2 separate regions of the Homo sapiens genome follow, and region 2 is linked to region 1. The links are chromatin loops, found by intact Hi-C in ENCODE. Cell type or tissue: mucosa of descending colon. All regions are shown on one strand. Each heading gives the region's core, and the rest is flanking DNA. Links, peaks and the distances in the headings are about the cores only.

Region 1 (2,912 bases), core at 269-2,768:
GAAATGAAATAATTAACTTCTTTCCCATTTATAATACACATTAATGCAAAATAACTAATTCATGAGGGGCGAAGATTTAGAAACACCCCATGGAATTTTTCTCCTTTTCAAACCAGTCATAGAAGAGTAGGACAGGTGAAAATCACAGAGTGGCATGAAAATTTCCAAGAATGTCTAGGTAGGAAATTCCAGGTAGGTGCCAGTGCTTAGCTTTGTTTCAGGGAGCCTCCAGCTTAAAAATGCCTGCTGACATCTGTTGCCTGTCCCCTGTATTTCTGGCTAGGGCAACTGTCCTTAAATAATACTTGAGCCATTGGGGGATTTTGAAGAATTTGGGTAAAGAAACGAAGAGAGAAAAGTTTCTCTGGAAAGGAAGTTTAGCTACAGGGATGTTGCTTGCCTGCCCAGTTTTCCTAGCCAAGAATTACACACACACATGCACACACCGCCTTTTTTTTTTTTCTTTTTTTGCCTTAAGTTCCTTTGGGGAGTAAGGGTAGGGGAAGATAACATGTTTTCTCTTTGAAAAATCCAAAAACTTAGAAGAGTTGAAAGGGAGGCTTAGCGATGGTGTGTTAGTGTATTGCTCCGTATGCCTAGCCGAGGTCAGCTGGGAGACGGAAGTTTGCTTGGAGGAAGGCAGGTGATTTGGAGCCTCGGGGTCAGTCCTGGGTTGGGGAAGATAATGCAGGCACCCTTTGAGGATCTGTGGGAAGAAATGAGGGCATGGAGAAAGGAAGAAATAGGGAGATGAGAAGGGAGAACGTCAGAGGCAGGTCTTGCTCTAACCCCAAGAAACAGGAAACTGCTCCTGATACGTACACATTCTCTCTCCACCTTCCTCCTCCCTCAGGAAGGGGCAGGCAGTTGTCTGTAAGGTCGTTTCTGTAATAAATCATGCTCTAGCCTCCAGGCAAGCTGCTTTCAGAGGAGGTTTAGTAACCCCCTAACCTCGTCTTCCATGAAGGACTGTGTGTGTGTTTCTAAGCCCTGCAGCTCACCTGCAGCCCCGCTCCCCACTCCATAAAGCCATTGTGCATAGGTCTCAGACACCACTGGATAGGGCTCCAAAGCAGGACTGCATTACTTCTGAAACTTCATGTCAATGATTCACCAACCCTTTTAATCTATAATCACGCAGTCTTGCATTTTGACAGAAATTTGACCCTTATTTTAACATCTGAAAAGTCAGAAGTGCAGGTGGAAAGAGCATGAAGGGAAATCTGTTTCTCCTTTTTGAGGACCATTCATTTTTATTGGCCTTTCTCTGCAAAATAACACAGCTGGGGAAGATGGCATTTGCTCCAGTTATGGAAAATTATTTTGGCGGTGGTGATGTTCCTGTATATTTTTGCTTTTAAGCACCTCAATAACTTAGAATTTTTCATAAAAACAATTTTGCCCTTCCCCCCCCTTTTGGATGCAGTTTTGTTATCCTGGTATTGCTTAGTTTAGCATTAGAATGTATTTCTAAGACTAGCTAATGTATTTCTAAAGCTAGCTAAGCTAGTTAAATATAATGAAGATGTAAATGTGTTTATGATTGGAAAATAGTCGTCAGAAAAAAATAGAACCACATTTAGAGCCTCCTCTTCTCTGTGATACCCACATAAAATGATTAATAGAATTCCTGAGCCTGGTTAAAACCCACTAGGTTTAAAGACCCCGAGGTTGGCCAACTGGATTGATTTACTGCCGGTGTCCTGGTCTCTAATGCCTGTTTTAGTGCGCCACCTACTGGTTCTGCTTCAGATTGCCGTCAGTACTGTATGATAGATTTTCTAAGCATTTGTGGTTTACTTAGCATTCTTTCAGAATGGTAATAACCCCAGTGCACTGAGCCGCCCATGGGTACCAAAGACTGCCAAGTTTAGGGACCCTAATTCTTCCAGGGCTTAAGTTACTTCTCAGTTATGTGGAAGGCACTTTGAAGACTGTACAGTCACTCTTTTATGATTGTAGATCAGAACCTGTAAACAAATTAGTACCAATGACAAAAGTGGTCCCTGTAGTCAGAGATATGGGTGCAAAGTATAGAAATTTTTTGCAAATACATAAACAGAAGCCTCATTTCTGTTCATGTGTTTGATTCTGTTTCTAAATTTAGTTCCTTCCTAGCTTGGCTTCCCTATCTTGTCTTTGTTAAAAGTTTTGATTATGGAAATAATAAACTTGGCCGGGTGTAGTGGCTTACACCTGTAATCCCAGCACTTTGGGAGGCTGAGGCAGGCAGATCACTTGAGGTCAGGAGTTCGAGACCAGCCTAGCCAACATGGTGAAACCCCGTCTCTACTAAAAGTATAAAACTAAGCCAGGAGTGGTGGTGCATGCCTGTAATCCCAGCTACTCTGGAGGCTGAGGCAGAAGAATCCCTTGAACCCAGGAGGCAGAGGTTGCAGTGAGCCGAGATCGTTCCACTGCACTCCAGCCTGGGTGACAGAGTGGGACTCCATCTCAAAATAAAAATACATATAAATAATAAACTTTAAAAATAGAACACAGATGTGTAGAAAGCTGTCCCACCCACCGCCACTCCCAAGAAGCTCCTGTTAACAGTTTCGGGTGTGTGGTTCCAGACGTTTTCTTTGCATGTCCTTTATCTTCTTGTTTTATATCCTGTGACTATCACTAAAAGCATCATCATTTAAAAGCTATTATCAGAAGCTACCAAATTGGAAACAAAGTGCTTGTAGACATGTGAAATAGTGAGTTTGATTCTATTCTTTGTGATATTTGAATTTTGCACGGACTTTTTTTTTAATGTCCAGGGATGCATTATTTAGTTAGGAATTTCAAAAATAGGTATTCTAATCCTATCATTCCTTCTTTGTTTATTAACTTAAATACTTCTGTAATGAGAACATCCCTTCATCAACATTTGGATTACTTTGAGGTACATTTCTGGGCAAATA
Region 2 (2,912 bases), core at 317-2,816, 440 kb before region 1:
AAGTCACAGTTAGAACCTACTGCCTGATAGAACTTTCAAGCCTCCTGGAATTTTGCATTGCAATTGTGTCTTCTTAATTTATTGCCACTGAGCGATCCAGAAAGTTAATGTGCTCATTTGTATAAACAGCGTAGCTGTAAATCATTCACTAGTTCCCTAACTGGTCTTCATGGAGGTACAAAAGGAAATGCTTTTAGGTTGGTGGCCTCTCATTTCTGTCCTTTGCGGCCACCTGGATTTCCACAGAAGTTTTGCTCTCTTGGGTCCCTCTTGGGTCTCCTGTGCTCTGAGTGCATGCTTTTGGGCCAGGTTCAAACCAGGTTTGATGCTGCTACCTGCTGTTTCTTTAGGTGCAGCAGTGGGTGCGGCCGCAAACAAAAACAATTTCATCCTGATGAACCAGATGGTTGGGACTGGTGTCAGCAGGGCGGGTCCCTGCTTGCTCTTACTCAAGCCCAAGGTAAGAGCCTGGAGTCACACTCTTTATCTCTGGCTCCTGACCTGGGGTCAGAGTGCCAATAAACCAGGCCGTTTCAGACATGCCTCGTGATATGTCTGGGCGCTGGACTGTGGGATGTGGTCCTGGAAAAAGGAGATGTTGGTCATCATCCGGCAGTGACTGAGGCTCAATTTTCTTTCTTGGAAAAATCTGAAGGGGTTGTGGGATTCAATCCCTGGTGAGTTAGAAAAGACTTCCCTGTGACAGATGACCCCATACTCATGTGAATTTTCCTAGGCCGATATTCTTACTCTCAAACTCTCATTAACCTCCAAGCTAGCTCTATCCTTCTTCCAATGCTGCTGTGCTCTGCAATCATGCTTGTGGCTGAGGGCACTCCTGGGGGCCAACAGGTATCGGAGGCCCATCTGCAAGTCCCTCCCACTTGTCCAGGCCCCTGGTCTTGGCTTTCGGAGAAGCTCTCACCTGGCCGGGCATGTGTGACCCAGATGAAAGAATTACAGAGCAGCTTCCACAAATTCCCAGTAACCCAGGCCTAGATATTAAAATTCAGTTTCAAACAGAGTTCTAAGACAATAAACAAAGGTCCGGTATGTCTCTGCCACACACCAGTCCGGGGTAGATTTCCCAAGCATTTACCCCGGAAGGAACCTTTCTCAAGGCAGAAGCCTTATCTATTCTGGAAACCTGGCTTTCAGTTCCATGCAATGCATATAAACCTGCTCCTACAAGAAGGGGCTGCATCAGACAGATATTAGTTTCTCTCTTCTACTTCCTAGCTGTGTGACCTTGGAGGAATTACTTAAACTTTCTGAGTTCCAATTTCCTTACTTATTAAGTGGGCTAATAGCACCTATCCTGGAGGGTTGGGTTGTTGGAAGAATTAAATGAGATAGTATGTCAAGTGTGGGTGAAGAGAAGCATTTCAGTACTTGGAAAAGCTGTAGCATCTACTTAATGTGTGCTATCAGTGGACTAACTAGGCACTGGGGTACACCCAGGAAAAGGCACAACACAGCTTATGGCCCCGTGGGGAAGTCGGACCCATGAACAGATCATTTCACATGTCATGAGGGTTTGGGGAGCAGAAACCCAGAGGCACGCAGATGGTGCTAGAGGAGCTCATGTGAGTCCAGCTGAAATCTGGTACTACTTGAATTTCCTTGTTTCTTTTGTTTGTAATTGCCTGATAGTAACGTGTTTTCTGGCCACAGTTGGAGTCATGGGTGTAACTAGGTGGGGCAGATGAGGCCAAAGGCCAGGTGCAGCCTGGGGAAGAGGTGTGGGGGTGAGGTAAGGTGTGGTGTACAGGGCCTTGCCCTACCATAAGCAGCCTACAGGGATGCTACTTCCTGGAGAGGCAAAACCTCATCATCAACATCGGCCAAGATGGACCATGACACTACTTAATCTCTCTTTATCTAGCCAGGGCTGACGAGGTAGTCTGCAACGCGAGATGCCTGCAATTGCACCAGTTGCTGAACAGCTCTTCCTCCTCTTCCCCACGCACTCAGGCTCCTTGTAGTACCTCTTCTTGGTGATAGTCATAGAAACCATCTTGCAGTCATAGCCACTTTTCATGGGCATCTTTTACCTCTAGTTGTTTTTGAGGATGTTCAAGCTGTTAGTGACTTTAACCTCTCAGCAAACCTCAAACTCCGGGCCCAGTGAAATGGGTGGCCAACATGGATGTGATGTATTTCATCAAGTCTTCAGCCATTCTTGGGTTCAACAATAAACTCACCAGCCTGGCCCTGGAAGCTGCCCACAACGTATCCCCTACCAAGTTTCCCATTATATCTCTCCAGGTTTCACATCCTATTCTATTCAGCCACGGTGCCTTTGTTCTTTCTGTCTGAAATGTTCTCTATCCCCTCGGATTGGATGCAGTCTTTTGGCAAATTTTGGGCACCTCTCTCAAAATATATATGTTGTCTTTGCTTATAGTTATGTGAGCACTCATCTCCTCTCTTCTGCAAGACGGCCAGCTAATGAGGTGACGGTGAGGACCATACCTTACTCCCAGTTGTATTCCCCGTGCCTTACACATCGAGTGTGCTCAATAAATACTTGTTGAACTGAGGATGTTAACAGAATGTGGTTAAACATGCACAGTGCACCAGATGGTGACTGGAAGGGAAGGGAATCTAAAGCCCCAGTCCTAGGTTTCATAAGTCTTCCAGACTTGCCTTGGTCTTAGGTTGCAAACATTAAACTCATTTTGAGCCTTCATAGTGTTTAAACAAGAACTTGCCCTTGATGTGGCTAAATTAACATCAGAAATGGATAATGAGCAATAGAAAATAAGGTGTCTGTGGGTAGCTGTGATTAGTAATATTCTCTGTTGAAGGACAGGTCCTGGGTATCTGGGGTTTTTGCAGGCACTTTATATGACACATAGATGTAAGTTTTGTTCAGACAGCTCCCCCCACCCAACTGGTGGCCCTACAGA

The links. A loop is a pair of places that touch in the nucleus more often than their neighbours do. Peaks named below come from ENCODE experiments on the same cell type or tissue, not always from the same donor. Only the 100,000 strongest peaks of a DNase experiment are listed, where the experiment ranks them.
Region 2: a loop joins it to region 1, with 5 times the contacts of the local background. A loop is called at or near these places in 3 of 110 quality-filtered maps.

What each region holds. Positions count from the first base shown.
Region 1 is chr4:38,673,985-38,676,896 of GRCh38, forward strand. The region is part of intron 1 of KLF3 (KLF transcription factor 3); the gene reads left to right. Among named protein-coding and RNA genes, the nearest start is that of KLF3-AS1, 11 kb to the left of the region's middle. RefSeq lists a silencer at 1,625-1,674. In mucosa of descending colon, for the core only: a CTCF peak has its summit at 1,737 (motif pointing left); no DNase peak of the experiment used is centred there.
Region 2 is chr4:38,230,133-38,233,044 of GRCh38, forward strand. No RefSeq gene overlaps it. Among named protein-coding and RNA genes, the nearest start is that of LINC02513, 140 kb to the right of the region's middle. In mucosa of descending colon, for the core only: a CTCF peak has its summit at 1,802; DNase peaks (open chromatin) are centred at 439 and 1,719.